Regions from separate parts of the Mus musculus genome. Here region 2 is linked to region 1. The links are chromatin loops, found by intact Hi-C in ENCODE. Cell type or tissue: gastrocnemius. All regions are shown on one strand. Each heading gives the region's core, and the rest is flanking DNA. Links, peaks and the distances in the headings are about the cores only. Region 1 has its middle 39 kb from the start of Actl6a. Region 2 overlaps Gnb4 (guanine nucleotide binding protein (G protein), beta 4).

Region 1 (10,024 bases), core at 1,192-9,191:
GTCCTCTTTATTAGTTTTTTAGGGTCATGCACCACGAATTTTAAAACACCAGTGTGAAGATAAACAAACTTCCAAAGTCCTAGCTTGGTTTTTGCTTTGACCAGCTCTTTCCTTATATATTCTCTGAAATGTTTCAAATGCTCCTTCTGGAGGCTGACTTTTCACGTGCAGAGAGAGCTATCTGTGACCGTCTAAAAAGTCAATCCAAAAAAAAAAAAAAAAAAACGAAGACCTTAACTGCTCAGTTTCCAAATTAAACTACAGTTTTAGCTAAAAATAGCCTGCTAGTGTTGAGAATCTGTTCCCTGAATTTAAATGGCTTCCTTCTCTCCCAGAGGACACCACTCTCTGTGTTCTGTGGCAGGGGTGAGCTCTGGTAAGGCACTTTCATGGCTTCCCGGGGATTGCGGTGTTTTCTGTACTCGAAGAACAGGGAGGGAAATTGGGAAAGTTTAGGTTCTGCATATAAATATTAAGTGAAATAAACATAAATATCAGCAATGTTTCTCAGTTGGAGTGTGTATATACATGCATCTGTAGGTGCAAATTCAGCTATGTCTGGATAATTCTATGTGTATGCATAAAGAGACTGAGATAAATTCTTTCTTCTTCTTTTTCTTGACTGAGGCATGGTCTGAAATAGATTTTATTTTCTTCTTTTTTCAACCATGTTACCATGTAATATTACTACTAATACTTACATTAGAAATATAAATTACTATATAATTTATAGCAATATATAACAGTATAAGTTATCATGTAATAACATCTACTAATATTTATCTTCACTTAGTTATAACTGAAACATTTTTATTAAATTTATTTTTTTAATTTATTATTTCATAAACAATCCCTTCTCTTTCTTCACATCTGGAATCCTGGGGTGACTTTCTGTCTGGCAGTAAAGACCAAAAGATGAGAATAAGAAATAGCCAGTAACAAGCTTGACATGTAATAACATTCACATGTTAAAACCTACTACATATATGCCCTTTTCAGTAGTGAAGTAAGTATAAGGCATTTGTTATGTAAATATATATTCTTAAAGTTTTTATAGTCTGGATTAAGCATGGTAGCACAGCATTAATCTTAGCATTTAAAAGGCAGAGGCAGGTGGATCTCTGTGAGTTCAAGACTGGCCGGATCTACAGAGCAAGTTCCAGGATAGCCAGAGCTACATGGAGGAACCCTGTCTCAAAAAAAAAAAAAAAAAAAAAAAAAAAAAAAAGTCTTTCTTTTCATCTGTTGTATGGGCATGTATTTTAAATGATCCAAGAGGGGCTGGGAGGTGGCCCTGTCAGAAAAGTTCTTGTTACTTAAGTTTGAGGACCTGAATTTCATTCCTCCCACTTATTCACCCCCACCCCCAGCCCTACCCCCACATAAAAGCCCAGCACAGCTGTGCATTCTGGTAATCCCAGGGCAGGGAGACAGAGACAGACAGACAGACACACACACACACACACTGATGAATCACGTTTACAAACCTTACTGTTATTTTTTTTCTAATGAGCACTTCTGTTTAGCTTTTGCAGGTACCTCCACAGCTCTCCCCATTCACCATCTTGTCCAGACAAATGAAGCATTTTAACCTTAGTTAGCCATGCTGTCTAACATCAGTTGTCTTCTCCTCACCTACCTCTTTTCAAAACTTAGGTGGTTTAATTTGTATTCTTACTACATTTTTAGACCGGATCCAATATGGCCCAGGGTTGCCTCAAACTGGCTTTCTGGGTGAGGATCACCTTTAACTTCTGACTCTTCTGTTCCCACCTCCCAGATTCTGAGATTACAGGCTCACTACCACATCTTATTTATACAGCGCTGGGGAGAACAGCCAGGGTTTCACAGATGCTTGGCAAGACTCTGAACCCTAAGGTTCTTTCTTATTCATCGGTCCAAGTCAGATTTCTTACACATCTGTCTGAGTGGCTTGACCGTGTAGACCCAACTACTCAGAAGGCTGAGGCAGAAGCATCATTTGAATTCAGAAGTTTGGAGCCAGCTTGGGCGCCACAGAGAGACTATGTCTCTTCAAAATAAATGATATTTTCACAATGGAAAGAAATCTAACTCAAATAAGATACAGAATATTTACAGTGAAATCCCTCTGAAGTCTTATCCCTCTCTGGGTAACCGGAGTTAGCATTTGGAGAACCTTGCTGGTCTCTCGGATTCCAGTTGGTGTGCCACTACTTAACAATTCACTTTACTCATGTATATGTGTGCGTGTGCACACACGTGTGTGTGTGTGTGTGTGTGTGGGTGTAGATGCCCACAGAGACTAGATGAGAGCATCAGGTCTCCGGGAGCTGGATGTGTGCTTGCCAGAGGTGGGTGTGGTTGTTGAACTCCATTCTTCAGTTAGAGGCTTGCTTTCAGCCACTGAGCCATCTCCCCATCCACCTTTTCTTTACTCATCCCTCACAGTTTTGAGTGACTGTCTTATGGAAAGATGGTGGTGATTACAGGGTGACCTGAGAGAGGAGCTAAGGCATGGGTTGGCATGAAACAGAGTCAATGGAGAGGGCCCAAAGGCCTGCAGGCTGTGCTGTGGAGCTCAGCTGAGGGGAGCAGATCCTATGAGGGAAGGGCTAGAACAGAACAAGTCTCCTGAAGGAAGCCACCAAGGTCAGGCTCAGGTGCAGCCGACATGTGCAGGCAGAGTAAGGGCAAAGAGGAATAACCTCTCGCCAAAGTGCAGGATGGGGATGAAGAGTCAGAAAGAGCCTGTGAGAAAGTCAGCAAGGATGCAGTCTCCACCATGGCTATTGAGGGTGCACCTTCTCTGAGGGCAGTTGTGCAGTGGGTCTCAGAGGGGCAAATAGGATGTTTTCTCTTCTTAGTCCTAGAGTTTATACAGATACGTAGAACTGTATAGGTGCAGGTGATGGGACATGAGAGTGGGGTCGAAGTGTCTAGGGGGACAAAGGTGGTATAAGGAGTGGGAAAGGGGAGTGTACCAGGACATTGGGAAATACACTTAAAGTACATTCTATACTTGCAAGAAAACGGCCTGGTGTAACCTAGTATAACAAATCAAATATTTAAATGTGCCCCAGGGCAAGAGTCTCAGGCTCACAGTGATGCTGATTACACTGTACTTCTAAAACTCATAAGCTAAAACCCCAACCCCATTAGTTATTATTATTATTATTATTATTATTATTATTATTATTATTATATTTTGGGCATGAGTATTTTCCTGTATGTACATCTGCACACCATACGTGTGCTCATATAGGCTAGAAGAGGACATGGGTTCCCCTGGGACCTGAAAGAATAGACAGTTGTGAGGCTCCATGCGTGTGCTGGGAACTGAACCAGGATGCTCTCAAAGAGCGGCCAGCACTCTGAGCCACTGAGCCTTCCATCACTCTGGCTTCTGCCGCTCTTATTTGATGGGAAAGGCTTTGAGGAAATAATACAAATTAAATGACGTTGTGGCCTCTCAGAGTTCATTGAGGTCACGGCGAGAGGCACCTTGTACTAGAGAGAGGCCCTGGGAGGAGGCTTCTACTGCCAGCAGGCTGACATTATCATCCGGGACATTCAGCTTCCACAACCATGACAATAAAAGTCTTGTAGGTTAAACTACTTGGCCTGTAGCATTCTGTTACTGCCAGCCTCACAAACCACACAGGGCTTGGAGCATGTCTTTGCTCTTACTAAAATAAGCTTTATAAGAGTCTCGTCTTCCTGGACAGTGGTGGCTCGTGTCTGAGATCCCAGAACTCTAGGAACAGAGGCAGGTGTATCTCTATGAGTTCAAGGCCAGCCTGGTCTACAAAGCAAAGTTTCAGGACAGCCTGTCTCAAACAACAACTACAACAAGAACAAAAATAACAACAACACCCAAAAGTCACATCTTGAAATTATTGAATTGTTCTTACCCTCCTGGGCTCCCAGCTTCTGCATGTGAGCGAGGAAGACTGGGCTGACTTCTGTTTTCTGTTATTTAATTTGACAGCCTTAAATCAATGCTTACACTTATGGTTTCAGAATGTTTGCTTCCATAAACTGTTCAGAAGTCATTCTTAGCAGTCTGAATGGCTTCCTTGGAAGGCTCTGGAGCAAAAGTCACGACAAAATGGGCATGCTAAGACCGTGTGTCCAGAGTACCACTTGGGATTGCAGTTGAATTCTCCCACAGTCCCAGGTTTGTAAATACCATCTCCACGCACTGTGCAGAGGAGGAGACTGGGCAGGGAGGAGAATCTGGCCCAAGGACATTCAGATGAAAAGAGGCTGTCCTAAACACTGAACTAAGTCCGGAATCGACTTAATTTCCTTAGATGTTTGACCTTATTATTCAGCTGCTAAGAGGAAGTAAAGCTATCTGGCCACTTGTAGACGACTTTATTTTTAGATGTGATTCACAATTTCAGTGGAAATTGGAATTCTGTGATGAGCATTTGGCCTCTATCTCTCCAGAGTCTCCAGAGGCTTTTTCTGCCTCTTTCCTTCTGACTCCAGTGCACACACGGCCAAGTGTGCCTCCCACACTTACGGCACCAGCAGTTTCTGGATGAGAGAAAACCAAGTCTGCCCTTCATCCTGATGCCACACACCTCCCTTTTGGATAGCTCTTCGTTCTTTCATTAACCCAGCAGGGTTTTGGTATCTTCATTGCAGAAGTCAGAACCATGTAGCTGGAACAAGGCCATTTTCAAGCTCTAGACTGAGTTATGTAAACTCCAAAAAGCAGGGGACAACATTTTCTTCCTCTTTCTCAGGTTAGTTGTTTTGGTGATGCCTCCAGTGCTACCTATAAAAGATCCTATAGACGCAGTTCTGAGCTGCAGGGGAATAAATGGGATCAAACTGCTTTTAGGATCAAACCCAAGAAAAAGTAGATTTCTATTTGACTAGTATGACGGACTTTACAGGGTGCGTGGGCTTAAATGAACTGGGGGAGTGTAGCGAGCAGCTCTGCAAGACAGGAGGGGAAAAATGTAAGTGTAGGCACTAAATATGCACTGCTTTGGAAAAGAGGTCTTTAGGAGTGGAATGGTTAAAGAACAGAGGACTGGCTGTGTCTGGAGGGAGTATTTATGCCGGGAGACAGGAAGTGTGAAGTCAATGACTTGTGCTGGCAGAAAGAAGACCCAAGGGGAGGGGGAAGGAAGCAGGATGCCAGAGGGAAGATTCTTAGTTTTTCTCTGCCTGGAAGTCTTTCTTTCATGATTGGAAGCAAGATATTGGCCAGAAAACTTCTCCCATCGTTTCAGAGAAGCTTAAAATGAGCCAAGCGCAGAGTGAAGCTGAAGTTGAGAGACACCGGCGCTGTGCCCAGAACACAGTCCGAACCTTAACATTTGAATGGAGCAACACAAAAGTGGGAACCCAGATGCCCAGACATCTAGCGACACAGTTGGTAAAGCCTTCTTACATAACAATGATAAAAATACTTAACATTTATTTAACATTTTTACACAGGAGTGCATGAGAAGGTTGACAGATGTTATCTGGTGAGATTCTCAAAGCCGATGTGAGACCAGTCACCTCTTTACAAATTATCTCTCTTCACAAACATCTACATGGGCTTTGCAGGCTGAGCAGTCTGCCCAAAGGAACCATTTAAATAGTTTTCTCATGCCAAAGTAAAAGTTAAAAAGACAACTTTTTAAAAAAAAAAAAAAAAAAGTGAAGTAAATGATTTAAGGTTTAGTTTACTTCTGTTAGGAGAGATTCAACCGGTTGGGAAAGGGGTGTGCGCTTGTGTGTGAGACCAGTGAGAGCGAAATGCTGGATACGATTGTTCCTCAGTAAAAGAGAGGAACTGGAAATTGACTAATATTCCATAGAATGATAAGCTCCCAACTTTTAGCATTCTTCTCTATTTGTCTATTATGTTTCTCTACAAGACAAAAAAATAATTTTCAACTTACAAGTCTTATTGTTTACACTTAATTTTCAAGACTTGTACCTAGCTGATGAAACAGATGTTCCCCAACAACCAGATGATCTCAGGTGGACTTACTGGACAGTGTGTGGAGATCTGTGTCCCTTCTAAGGTCATCCGTTGGCACCATTGCCGTGGAGGCTAAGAGATGACACATAGACAGACGCAGAATCTCATGAGTCAGACTGGTGCCCTTGCCTCCTCAATTTTTGTTTTTCATTTTTTTGAGAAGAGATCTCATACTCCCAGGCTGGCCTTGAACTCACTTTGTAGCTGAGGCTGGCTTTATACTGATGATCCTCCTGCCTCCACCCCCTCACATGCTGGGATTCCGGCAGTGTGTCACCTGCCCAGGGGATAGTTCCCTCTTAGAAGAAGCACCAGGGAGTTAGTTTCTCCTTTATCCTATGTGAGGGTTTGCTGAGGCTGTCTTCTATGAATCATAAAGTAGGCCAGATGCTGAAACTGCCACTGCCCCTGTCCACGTTTGGAACTAGAAGAAACTATTTTCTGGGGTTTGTATGCTACCCAGCCTGTGGTGTTTTGTTGTAGCAACTTGGATGGCTAAAGACAATGGATTGAGCTGCCTTCTGTTCTACAACTGCACTGACCACATGTGACCATTTAGCACTTGACACTTGACTATAGTGGACTGAGGGAATGATTCTTGCTTTTCTTTTCTTTCTTTCGTTTTTTTTTTTTTTTTTTTTTTTCGAGACAGGGTTTCTCTGTGTAGCCCTGGCTGTCCTGGATCTCACTCTGTAGAGTATGCTGGCCAATTCTAATTAGATTAGTGTCTTATGACTAGTAACTACTACAGTAGCAAATCTTGGTTGTCAACTTGACTACATCTGGAATCAACTAAAACCCAAGATAATAGGTGTCACACACACAGACACACACACACACACAGATAGAGACATATGTTTAACACATAGTTAAAAATAAACTCTTTAAAAGAACATGTATCACGGGGCAAGTTAAATCATAATTCTGAATACTGTACTTCTCTGTAAATTAGAGATGGCACTGTTCATCCACTGGGAGAAGATATTAAGAGTTTGCTAGTGGGGCTGGAGAGATGGCTCAGCGGTTAAGAGCACCGACTGCTCTTCCTTAGGTCCTGAGTTCAAATCCCAGCAACCACATGTAGCTCACAACCATCCGTAATGAGATCCGACAACTTCTTCTGGTGTGTCTGAAGTCAGCTACAGTGTACTTAGATATAATAATAAATAAATCTAAAAAATAAAAACATTTGCTAATGCCAAAACAGACATATCAAGAGTACATAATAAAAACTTCCAAACTAAAAAGATGCCACCAGAAATAGAGTATCTGGGTTGTCATGTGGCATAGTAGCACACCTGCCAAACCTGGCAGGTATGAGGCCCTGCATCCCCCACATGAGAACTAAAATTTTCCAATATGAGATGAAACATATTAAAACAAGATGAAACTCACCAAAACATGAAGGAGTTTCTCCTCAACTTTAAGGATTTGGTAATTGATCTCCCACATAAAAATATGTTTGTGGGCTAGCAAGATGGCTCAGAGCAAAAGCACTTGTCATGCAGGCCCGGCGACCTGAATTCAGTGCCAAGAACATGCAACGGAAGGCGAAGGCTGCAAATCATTCTCTGACCTCTACATATGCATCATGGCATGGGTACCTACGGTCATAAAAATGTCATAAGCTCATCTACAATAATAAATTATATATGCACATGCACACACACATATACACTTGTCAAATCTATAATGTTGGAAACCTTTGCGTGTCATATAGCTGATCTGTCTAGGTAGAAATATATCAATTAACAATGCTGATTGAAAAACCTCAAATATTATTTTTGAATGCTTATTTTGAGTCATTTTCCAAGGGATGTGAGCCCGCCATATCTGTGGTTTGCCCATCCATGAATTTGGTTAATCACATATGCATCAAAATAAGCCCTTCAAGAGAGCTATTTTCTTCAGGGCTGTAGCTTCTGGTAAGTCATCCACACCCCTATGCATGCTCCTGTAAGGACCCCAATTAAACTCAGTAGGCCACTGTCCTAGTTTGCTTTCTTCTACTGTGATAAAACACTGAGCTAAGCAGCTTGAGGGACAAGGGGTTACTATAGCTTACTGGTTACAGTCCATCACTGAACGAGGTCAGGACAAGAGCTCAAGGCAGGAATCTGAAGCAGAGACCATGGAGGAACACTGCTGACTGGCTCACTCCCACATGAGGCATTAATCATGCAAATGCTTCAGAGACATGTACACAGGTCAGTCTTATTGAGGCAGTTTCTCAACTGAAGCACCCTCTTTCCTGGTGACTCTAGAGTCACGCTGACTAAAACTAACTAAGTGCTACTGATCTCTCCTCAAGTTCATGCACAAACACATCACTAATGGACCATAGTCATTTTTCTTGTTTATACCAAAGGCCTCACAATATAAAACATGGTGTAGCCTTTCAATTTCCACAGTCCTTAAAAATTTCAACATATAGAAGACACAGGTCTCCTTCAAAGTCCAAAGCCCCTTAACTGTGGGCTTTTTGCAAAATAAAAACAAGTAACATTATTTCCTGATCTTAGAGGGAAGAACCAGGGCACAGTTACAATAAGAACAAAGCAAAACCAACATCCAGATGTGTAAATCAAATCCTATAGCTCAATGTCCAGCATCCGGGGCTTATGGTCTCCCAGACTCCAAAGGTCTTGGGCAGCTCCACTCTGCCTCTAGCTCCAGTACATAGGCTCAGGCTGGCTCCAATCCACAGCATCCCACTGTCCTGGCTCCTCTAACATGTTGCAATATCTGCTGCAACTGAAGCTGCACCTTCACCAATGAACGACCTCTCCAGACTTCTCACAGTGACAATCCTCTACTTCTCTATGTGACTTCCTCAATCCTGGGGTCTCCACTGCAACTGAGGCTGTACCTTCATCAATAACCTGTCTCTAGGCTCTCTTCAGAGACTCTGTGGCCTTGATTTATGGTACCAAGCCTTAACTGTTCTCAATGGTCCCTTTCAAGACCAGTACCACCAATGAGACTGTGCTTGGTAGGAGCTAATTATTCTGTGGATGGTTTCCCAAGCCCTTTGGAAGAGCCCAGAAGACCATGAGTGACTTCCAGAAGTTAGACACTAAGATTCACTGTTGAACTTTGGTTTCACTCTGATTTAATTGTGACTGTGCCCTTTTGGAGTTCTTCCCTCTTGGAGTAAGAAAATATTTAACTTATTTTGACTTTGCAAGAGCCCACAGCTGTGAGAGTTTGGAGTTTGGGAGATATTTTGGAGTGTTAGAGAGATCAGGGATATTTTAGAGAGGCATGAACTTTGAAAGAGACTTTGGATGTTCTAAAGGGATTTAACTTTTAAAGTGCTGGGATTTGTAAAGACTTTTTAAAGTTGGAATGTTTTATATTGTGATATGAATATTGATATGTAATCTTGGCAGTGAACAAGAAAGGGAAGGTTATATTTTAACTGTAATGTGTTTGTGTGTTACATTAACAAGCAGTCATATTTTTATGGTTTTATGGAAAGTTTTCATAAGCTCCTCAAGGCCTTGGAAATCCAAAATCCATTCCTTGTGGAAGAGGGAACCTCAAATGAGAAAATGCCCTTACTAAGATTGGCCCAGGAGAAAGCCTGCAGTTGTTTTGTTTTGTTTTGTTTTTTAAATTGAGGCAGATGTGGGAGGTTTCTAGCCCACTGTAGGCAGTGTGACACCTGGGCTGGTGGTCCTCTGTGCCAACAGAAAGCAGGCTACTAGCTAGGCTAGCCATGAGAAGCAAGCCAGTAAGCATCAGGTTCCTCCTGTCTTGCTCCAGCTTCCCTCATTGATGGATTTAATCAGCTGTAAGGTGAAATGAATTGGTTACTTTTATCACAGCAAAAGAAATTCTTTTTTTAAAATTTTTATTAGGTATTTTCCTCATTTACATTTCCAATGCTATCCCAAAAGTCCCCCATACCCTCCCCCCCCCACTCCCCTACTCACCCACTCCCACTTCTTGGCCCTGGCGTTCCCCTGTACTGAGGCACATAAAGTTTGCAAGACCAATGGGCCTCTCTTTCCACTGATGGCCGACTAGGCCATCTTTTGATACATA
Region 2 (10,024 bases), core at 1,257-9,256, 58 kb before region 1:
CCTTTGCCTTGCCTTCTCTCCAACACTGCTTAGTATGTATTTACTTATCTGTGGCCTCTTTCACCCAATAAGATGCACTGATCGGAGGCATACCATTGCTTTATTTTTCACTACAGTATCAGTGCCTAAGACACTTTTGTCTTCAGTAAATAAGCTAACTTGAAATACCTTAAGAAATGAAGAGCAAAAGAAGTCACAGTGGCAGGAGACAAGAATATTACTGTAGTCCTAGCTACTTTGTAACGGTGTTTTTTTTTAACTTCTTTTTTTAATCCTTTACATTTCTTATATATTAGAAATACAATCTGTAGGCTATAGTATAATCAGCTTCAATATCCTTATGTGGCAAGAATACTTGTTGGTGGTGCCAAATCAGAATGATTTCCCAGAGTTCATGAAGTAGAGCCAGATGTTAGCCTATCAAACAGGTCTCCACTTTCAGCCAATAACCAGTCTTTTGAATTTACTCACTGGATCCTTACCATCAGTGGCTAACAATGCCCAACTCTCTCCCCTTGAGAGAGAGCGGGGGTGAGGGACAGAGAGACAGACAGAAGCACACAAGTGCACAAAACACACACACATAAGCTACTGCTTGGAATCAAATGATCCCAGGTACCTCTCACGCTCTTGACCTTGGCATTGTGTGAATGAAGCTGATTGCGCAGACATGCAGAACTCAGGAATTATGGGTCCTGGCGGCTGCCATGACAACTGTGAAGCAAAGCCTGCTGGCCATGCTGCATGCTGTGGGGTCAGCCCCATCATGCAGCTCCTAACGCGGTGATGTTAGGGATGAAGGGGTGAGGCTGATGCTGTCATAGAAACACCAGAAGGCAAATATATGGGCAATATCCAGCACTTAAGGAAAGCTGCAGACAGCAGGCTAAGACAGCCGGAAATGTGTGGGGTCAACCAGCAAGGCTGCACAAAGCCCTCTGCAGCTGCCCTCCAAACACACACACACACACACACACACACACACACACACACACACTCACTCACAGGGTATTAAAGGACATACTTCCTTCATTTTTCTTCTTTTCATGTGGTGGATATATGTGTGTGCATGGTTTCAAGTGTTCGGGAATTATACTTATCTGCTGCTCAACCTGATTCATTCAGGCAGGGTCTCTCAATCAAACCCAGAGTGTACTGGTATCACTGGTCTTGGCAGCCAGGCTATTCTGTGGATCCACTGACTATGCCTCCTGAGGCTGCCTTGCCCATCCAGTATTGATGTGGGTTCTGGAGATTTGAGCCCGTGCTTAGGCAGCAAACATTTTAAACTCTGGGCTCTCTCTCCAGCTCTCTTTTTAAAAGCACCAGAAATGCACAGTGTAATCTCCAAAGACTTTCCCAAATGGAGATATTACTCTCGATCAAACTGGCACTGTGTATCACAACGAAGTGTAGACATGGCCCTGAAGTCAATAACACGGTTGAAATTAATATTTTTTTAGAAAAGTAATTGATAAGCATGGTGCTCTTTCAATTGCTACAAGATGACTAAGGGCTTCAGCAATGAGCATCTGATTCAGCCAAAGTGTTTTAAACAACTCTCACACACTGAGAGCGCTGCGAAGATGCCTATCGGGTACCTTAAAAGCTGGGCTGTGCCAGTACCAAATATCAGAGGGTGCCAATGAGCTTTGGATCCACACAGCTTAACTGATAAAACAGAAGCAGTTCAGCTGTGTAATTCAAACATCCTTCGCACAACTCGTCTTAAACTATCCACAGAACTCTCACCAAAGGGAGGCATTCTGCAGTCTGTATAGCAGCAGTGTGAGTGAGGAGTCCGTATGTCCATGTCTAAGTTTTTAGCTACTCAGAATCCACACAGATGCAAAGTTCGCATGAAACATGAAAGATGCCGGTTGGTTACTGTGTGTGGTATGAATGTGTCGGTGTCCTCATGTATGCACATGTGTGTAGAAAGTTCTGTACATCTGCGTGTGCAGGCTCGAGGTTGAATCCCATGTTTGCCTCAATCACTCTCCACTTTGTTTTTTGAAGCACGGGCTCTACCTGAATCTGGGGCTTGCCTGTTTAGTAGGCTACCTAGCTCCTGAGTCCAAAGGAGCCCCCCAGTCTCCTCCCTAGCATCAGGATTACAGGTGCCAACATGGCCTGAAAATACCCCAGGTGGACCTGGGACAGCAATCCACACAGGTAGGAATGAAAATTCCTGCATCAGAATGTAAGCGAATACATAGTGGGCAGCCCTCAGAGCAACACCAGGCCAGGCAGTGCACACTAGAGACCTCTGCTGACAAAGCTCAGCTTCCGGAAATAACTGTCTAGCATGCTTTCCCTTACATAAAGATAGGACTTACTTTGCAGTCCAGGTTAGCCTTAAGCCTCACGGGTACTGAGTTCCCAGACATGTACCACCACGCCTGGCTTTACCATGTTCTATTTACCTTACAGAATTCTAGGATTAAAAACGAGCTATTCTACACCTTAACTACTCTGATTAATTCCGTTGCACATGCCAGTTTAGAGAACAAAGCGTCACACAGCTTCAGATGCAGGCCTGGGTTCTAAGTTCATATCATATCACCAAACTGTGCAAGTCCAATACACCCACCAAGTCCCAGACAAAGTGTTTTTGTGAGAAAGTCGTAAAAATTAGGGGGAGGGCCTGGGAGGTGGCTCAAGAATTAAGAATACATAAACTCATACCATACACTAAGTCATCTTTATAAAAGTAGGAGGAGACAAGCCCCAAGTCTAGCCATTCATTACTGAATTGCCATTTAAAAGTAGGCCTTTTAATTCCAGCACTCAAGAGACAGAAACAGGCAGATCTCTGTGAGTTCAAGGCCAGCCTGGGTGTGTGTCTGTGTGCGTGCATGTGTGTGTGTAATTCGGGGCCTGGAAAGATGGCTCAGAGAGTATGGGTACTTGCTGCCAAGCCTGAGTTTGATCTCTGAGACCCACACAGCAGAAGGATCCTAAAAGTTGTCTCCTGACCTCCACACTGTGGCGTGTGCACATCTTCATGCAAAGGTGTACACACACACACACAATATAATCAAAGCATACACACACACACACACACACACACACACACACACATCCTAGGACTCAGTCACGACTTGCTCTCTGATCATAGGGACCAATCTCCTTGTGTACCGAATGGATACAGAATAGAATTGTGTTGGTATCTCTATAGCTGAAAATGTGATGTGTTCTAGTCCCTGGGTTCAATCCCCAGTAATGAGGGAAATCTTCATTTTATGTGGGGACTATTTCAAAGCAGAACAAAGGGAATGCACTGTGAGCATCTGGCAGGGAAGCTCTCCAGAATGCACACTGGGAAGTGGTGTGCACTGGGCAATGGTGTGTACTGGGAAGTGGTGTGCACTGGTGTGCGCTGGGCAATGGTGTGTACTGAGAAGTGGTGTGCACTGAGAAGTGGTGTGCACTGGGCAGTGGTATGTACTGGAAAGTGGTGTGCACTGAGAAGTGGTGTGCACTGGGCAGTGGTGTGCACTAGGTAATGCTGTGCACTGGGCAACGGTGTGCACTGGGCAGTGGTGTGCCCCGGGCAATGGTGTACACTGGGCAGTGGTGTGCCCTGGGCAATGGTGTGCACTGAGAAGTGGTATGCACTGGGCAATGGTGTGCCCTGGGCAATGGTGTGCACTGAGAAGTGGTATGCACTGGTCAATGGTGTGCACTGGGAAGTGGTATGCACCGGGCAATGGTGTGTACTGGGCAGTGGTGTGCCCTGGGCAATGGTGTGTACTGGGAAACAGTGCAGTGCTGGGAACCTACCAAGCATCTTTTGCTCATAAGTAGTGTACCAAAGGGAACTGGCACTCATGACCCCTGCCATCCCCACTGCCACCTCCTTCATCCTAAGCTATCTCTCTCTACACTCCACTGATCATCTTCTTTCCATCTTTCTCATCAGATTAGGACTAACAAGGAGGCTTGCCTAAAACTAAGATTTTCTTTCTTTATATTTTAGTTTTTTCCTTTTCTTTCCTTCTTGAGACAGGGCCTCACTGTGCAACCCAGAATGGCCTCACACTCACAGGGATCCACCCACCTCTGCTGGAATAATCTCTTGCACACTCTGTAAGATGCACCATCTATCTCAGGGCTTTGTAAATACCTTCTGATTGGTTACTGAAGAGCTGAGCAGCCAATAGCAAAGCAGGATAGCATAGGTGGAACATCCGAGCAGAGTAGGGAATGCTAGGAAAGAGTCAGAAGCAGGAGATTCCACAGCCAGACATGAAGAAACAGGTGAGGAGGGGTGACTACCAAGCCATGTAGCAGAGCAGAGCTAGGGGTCGCGTTTACTGAGGTGAAATAGCTGAGACTCTCCCAAGCTTTCCTAAATATTAAAAAGTCTGTGTGTCATTCCTAGGGGATCTGGCGGGCTGAGGTAATTCGGCTCTGCCTCCTGAGTACTGGGATTAAAGGTGTGTGATATACCATATCTGGTCCATAAAATTAAAAATTCCAAACTGACTTTTTTTTTTTGAAACAAGATTGTATGTGGCCCTCCCTAGCCTCAAGCTTCTTGAATAGCCAAGAATGATTTTGAACTCCTGACCCTCCAGCCTCTTCTAATTAACGTTCTGCTAGATCTCAGGCAGGGGCAACGTCACCTTCTTTTTATGAGGATCAAACCCAGTACTCTGTACACACTAGACTAGCACTCTACCAGATGAGGTCCTGCTTTGGTGATTGATTGATTGATTGATTGATTGATTGGAGAACCATCTAGCTGATGCTGAGTTTTCCTATTTTAGTCTCTGGTAACCTATCCACTCATCCACTTCTTGTCAGCATTATTCCACCAGAGGGCAGCCAAGAAAAAGGCGGCCGTGACATGCTGCTGGCACTCCAGCGCCTTCTACAGAAGCTGTACAGCTTCTCTGCACAGCGTTCTGTCCATCTCAGAGAGCACTCCTCAAATGCAAGAGCTGGAAATCCGAGTGCTTACACTCATTCCGCCAACCATATCCATCCATCCAGGATCTGTGCCAACCACGAACCAGGATACCCCAGGTTCTGGAGGTGCAATTATCAGACACCGAGATTCTCATTGTCCCGGAGCTATGACGGTTAGTGTTAACCTGATATTCTAGAACCACCTGAGGATGAGCACGCCTCTGGGGATTAACCCTTTTTTCTTTGTTTCTTTTTTTAAAGCTTTATTTATTTATTTATTTATTTATTTATTTATTTCATGCATGCGAGTACAGAGGGCATCAGATCCCCATTGCACATTCCCATGTGGTTGCTGGGTAATGAACTCAGGGCCTCTGGAAGAACAGTCAGTGCTCTTAGCTGCTGAGCCATCTCCCCAGCCCCTCTGGGGATTATCCTGAGTTTAGCAACTGGGGTGGGGAGATCTGCTCGATGTGGTGGCCCCATTTCCTCCCTGGGATCCTGGACTATAAAGCAGAGGCAGCAAGGTGAGCAGTCACATGCTTGCTCGCGCCCGTTGCTCTCTGCTTCGTTCCTGCCTGCACAGGGTAAGCGGCTGCCTCAAGTTCTGCTGCGATGGCTTCTCAAGCAACAACGGACTGCACCTGAACTGTGAGCCGAAATACAACCTCTCCCTCTTAAGCTACTTTTGTTAGGGTATCTTATCACAGCATCAGAAGCAAGGAAGGCAGGCTCTCTGTTATCATCTGCTTAGGAAATGAACCCGAAGCAAGGGCACCACGGCTCTCTACCCGACTTTAGCTACACAGGAAAACAGCCATAGATCCCAGGTGGTTAGGGAGGCTATTGTAAGATAAATTCATCTAAGTAGAGTTGAATGGAATCAGGACATGAGGCATGTCTTCAAAAGGGAAAGAAGCCAGGCGTGGCATACGCCGTGCGATTCTGGCACTGAGTCAGAACGACTGCAACCAGTGGGAAGCCAGCCTGCACTTCACCGTGAGACTCTGTCTCAAAACAAACAATGATGGGACTGAGGACGTAGCTGGGGATGGCAGGATGCTGGACACATGCATCAGGCCCTGAGTTGGACTCAGGCAGAAGAAACAGGGAAGAAAAAAAAAAAAAAAAGGAAGCTCTAAAGTGTCCAACCTTGCCTGCTGGATCAACAGGAAAAGAATGTGATGTGGGGGCGGGGAGAGAGGCAGACACAGCAAGAGGCAGGTGCAGTGGCGGCCTGTCTGTTTTCAACATTACCTTGCTCTGCAGCACAAAGTTCAAGGCTCACCTAGAGCTTCCCTGTGCCAGCTCTAGACTCAGCCATGTAGATAAGGCACTGGCCACGTCCATGTCATTTCAGTGTCATCCTCGCCAGCCAGAGCTGGCAAAGGTTTGTATGTATGCTGTATGTACATGTACAATTATGTACATGTTATGTACGACAGTGTGTTCACATCTTTTAGTCATAGGCTCATGTTGATGCCCTTTGTCTGAACCTAAGGCTAGAGACTCTTCGTTGCTCCTCCCATATTTCCTAGCTCCCTTCCTTTCTGACAGGGTCTCACATAGCCCAGCCTAGCCTAAAACTTTCTGTGTAACCACGGATATTGAACCTCTGACCCTCTGCTCCACCTATCAAGTGCTGGCGTTACAGGCATGTGCCACAATGAAGTGGGTAGAAGCCAGGGCATGCTAGGCAAGCCCCCTACCAATGAAGTCCACACCCAGCCCTTATTTCTTGTTTTTTGTCTCTTGGAGTAAAAACTCTAGCTCATGAAATATCAATACATTGACTCATTGTCTTTGTTACTGTTCTATTGCTATGAAGAGGCACCATGACCAAAGCAACTCTTATAAAAGAAAGGATTCAACTGGGAGCTTGCTTACAGCTTCAGAGGGCTGGTCTGGGGAAACAGACAGGCTCGGGGCTGGAGCTGAGAACTGTACATCCTGATCAGCTGGCAGGAGGCAGGCAGAGATCCTGGGTCTCAAAGCCCACCCTCAGTGACACACCTCCTCCAACCAGGCCACACCTCCTAATCCATCCTAAATGTATACCAAGCTGGGAAATGTGCGTTCAAACATACGAGACCACGGAAGCCATTTTCATTCAAACCCTCACATTCATCTTCTCAATGTGACAATACCCACAAGATGGCTTCAGGACCACCACACGGCTACCATGCAAGTAAGAGCTACCTGCAAAGATCAAACTTCCCCGGGCCATCTTACAATGAGATCGAAACTGGCCGGTCCCATGTTCAAACCCTACCTGGTTCTTTTCCTTCTGGTGTTCGGTTATTCAATGTTTGTACTCAACTGTGGAGTTAAGAAAAGAAAAAAAAAAAGAAAAAGAAACATATCCTAAAGCCCCCCTCCAGCTTGCTTATGTGCATGGGTTCAAGGCTGTGTGTGTATGTGTAAACACGGGTGCCTGGTGCCCAAGGAAGTCAGAAGGTGTTGGGGTCCTGGTACTGGAGTTACAGACTACCTACCTGTCTTGTATTTATTTATTGTCTTTCCCAGGGCCTGCAGGATGACAACCCAAAGACCCAAGTTTGGCCCCACCCCCACCCCAGGACCAAAGGAGAGAAAAGACTGTCCTGTGACAGCCACAGGTTTGCATCTGCTCACACATGAATGCACACCTGTACAGATGCACACACTCAATAAAAATGTAATACAAGGGCTTTTGCTTTTATGTTTTTTAATGAGCTACCCCAGCTTGCTTTTCTGTTGTTATGCTAAAACACTGACCCAAAGCAACCTGGGGAGGAAAGGATTGATTTGGCTTGCACTTCCAGGTTACAGTCCTCACGGAGGGAGGGCGGGGGCAGGAGCTCAAGCTAGAACTGAAGGGAAAACCACAGAGGGTCACTGGCTCGCTCCCAGGCTCACTTTCAGCTACCTTTCTTACATAGCCCATCAATTGGCAATGGAGAAAATGCCACACAGACATGCCCAAAGACCAATCTGATGGAAGCAATTCTTCAGGTTCCTCTGCCAAGGTTCACATCCAGTTGACAAGCAAGATCAGCCTTTCTCAATGAAGATCAAAATTAGGTGGTAAAGCTTAAAGAGCTTAGATGCTCAGCTGTTACAAGAGCATACTGCTCTTGAAGAAGAAACAAGTGCCTCGCAAAGACCCTTAATGACCCTACCTTCAGAGGGATCTGAAGCCACTGCCTCTTCAGGCACTGGCACTAAGGTGCCCAGAAACACGAGTAATTTAAAATGACTTTAATAAAAACTAGGCAGTGGTGACCACATACCTTTAATCCCAGAACTCTGAAAGCAGGCAGAAGCAGACAGATTTCTGTGGTTTCCAGACCAGCTTGGTCTATAGATGGAGTTCCAGGATAGCTAAAACTACACAGAGAAACCCTGTCTCAAAACGAAACAAACAAAGAGAGAGAGAGAGAGAGAGAGAGAGAGAGAGAGAGAGAGAGAGAGAGAGAGAGAAGAGAAAAAAAAAGAAAGAAAAAAATGAAAGACAGACAGAAAGACATAGGACAGTAACTGAGGTAGAACACCACATTGAGAAAAGTGTGTTTTCAGTAGATACACCACCATATTTACACAACAACGTAAGGGAGCCACAGAACCAGACACAGAAGCTTCAGGGTAAGGGGGTGGTAGTACAGGAAGCAGCTGTGAGAACATCTGGCTTAACACATAAAGGATATCAAAGAATTCCCACGTTATAAAGCAGGTTGTTGTTGGGAGACAGGGGCTTCCTTGTAGCCCAGGTTAGAACCCCTTTCAACAACACCCTCCTGCCTCATCTGCTGGAGCTGAAACTCCACAACACCTGGAGTTGCTTGCTACCCTGCTTCCATCCTCCCAAAGTGGTGGTAGTTGTTTCTCTGGAGCCCATGTCAAAATAGGGGTATTAGTTTGTAGGAGCCACCACCAGTTTAATGCCAATAGAGTAACTGTACCTCAGGAAAAGGGTCACTGACCCCAGGGATGCCAGGAACAGAATGGCTGATGGGTGGCTATACAGAGTAACACCAGTAAATGGCACCAATCACAGCAGAGAAACCAGCACAGGTTTCTGACATGTCAAGGAAATTTTATGTGTACATCAGTGATGGCTGAGGGTCCTTCCCAGGACCTAGGACTAACTGAATGTGTTCTGCAGGAAAAGCATGCACTCTGCGGACAGAGGGATCTTGTCCTGACTCCAACTTGAGTTAACAGTTACAAGGCCACAGTGAGTCATTTAACATCGCCTTGCCTGTGGAAGGTATAATGTGTCCTTTGAGGAGTGACCCAGAGATGACAGAACAGAATAGCTCACTGCCCCTGATGAGAGGACAGAGCTTCAGTAAACAATTCCTTTAATAAATCTGATTAAACTAGCCAGCAAGGCAAAGAAAGGAATAGCCAAACCACCAAACTTAAATAACACACCTGAAAGAAATCAGAGAATTCACTCACTCTCCGACAATATTTGGTGATGGGGAAAAAAAAAAAAAAAAAAAAAAAAGCCCAACTTAGATACCACTCTTAGTTTTGAAATTGTCCCAGGATCTATTTCAGGATCTATTTTTAAGGAGTAAAAACACACGCTGAAATGTTTATTCATAAAAGACCAGCAACTCAGAACTGCTTCCTGTGTATTGCTCATAGGCTTAAGGCATGCAGTTAAGCAAACCACAGCACGAAGAATCAGCGTCATGGTCTAATAACGTGTAGACAAGAGGTCTGGCAATATTTATTAAATGATATTTTTAAAGTTTCTATTTCGGTTTCAAATTCACCAGCAAACCCAAATGCAAAAGCAAAAGACTCCTTAAGTGCTCTTAATCAAAATATTAAAATATACAGTAAACTTTCAGAATCAGCAATGAATGCTGGCAAAGACCAGATATACAGTTTGGTCAGACCCCTGTAAAAGACAACCTCTCTCCCTCTCACATTAGCATGCCAGCCATCACATCCTGATAAGCTGAAATATATAAAAGGTCACCACCGTCCGAGTTCGCGATATTGAAAGGGACTAATAATTACAATTCTGTCTTAAGGCAACTCCCTAGTAGGGCGCGGGTCTACAGCAGGTTATAATACTCACCTTTTTTTGGGGGGGGGGTGGATGGGAAAG

The links. A loop is a pair of places that touch in the nucleus more often than their neighbours do. Peaks named below come from ENCODE experiments on the same cell type or tissue, not always from the same donor. Only the 100,000 strongest peaks of a DNase experiment are listed, where the experiment ranks them.
Region 2: it touches region 1 in a loop (2.0-fold over the local background); 8 of 42 quality-filtered maps call a loop at or near these places.

Annotation. Positions count from the first base shown.
Region 1 is chr3:32,664,254-32,674,277 of GRCm38, forward strand. No RefSeq gene overlaps it. Among named protein-coding and RNA genes, the nearest start is that of Actl6a, 39 kb to the right of the region's middle. In gastrocnemius, for the core only: no CTCF peak of the experiment used is centred there; a DNase peak (open chromatin) is centred at 5,171; H3K4me3 peaks cover 1,831 bases; H3K27ac peaks cover 3,070 bases.
Region 2 is chr3:32,605,911-32,615,934 of GRCm38, forward strand. All of the region lies in intron 1 of Gnb4 (guanine nucleotide binding protein (G protein), beta 4), which reads right to left. Among named protein-coding and RNA genes, the nearest start is that of Gnb4, 5.7 kb to the right of the region's middle. In gastrocnemius, for the core only: a CTCF peak has its summit at 4,825 (motif pointing right); DNase peaks (open chromatin) are centred at 4,877 and 5,878; H3K4me3 peaks cover 811 bases; H3K27ac peaks cover 731 bases.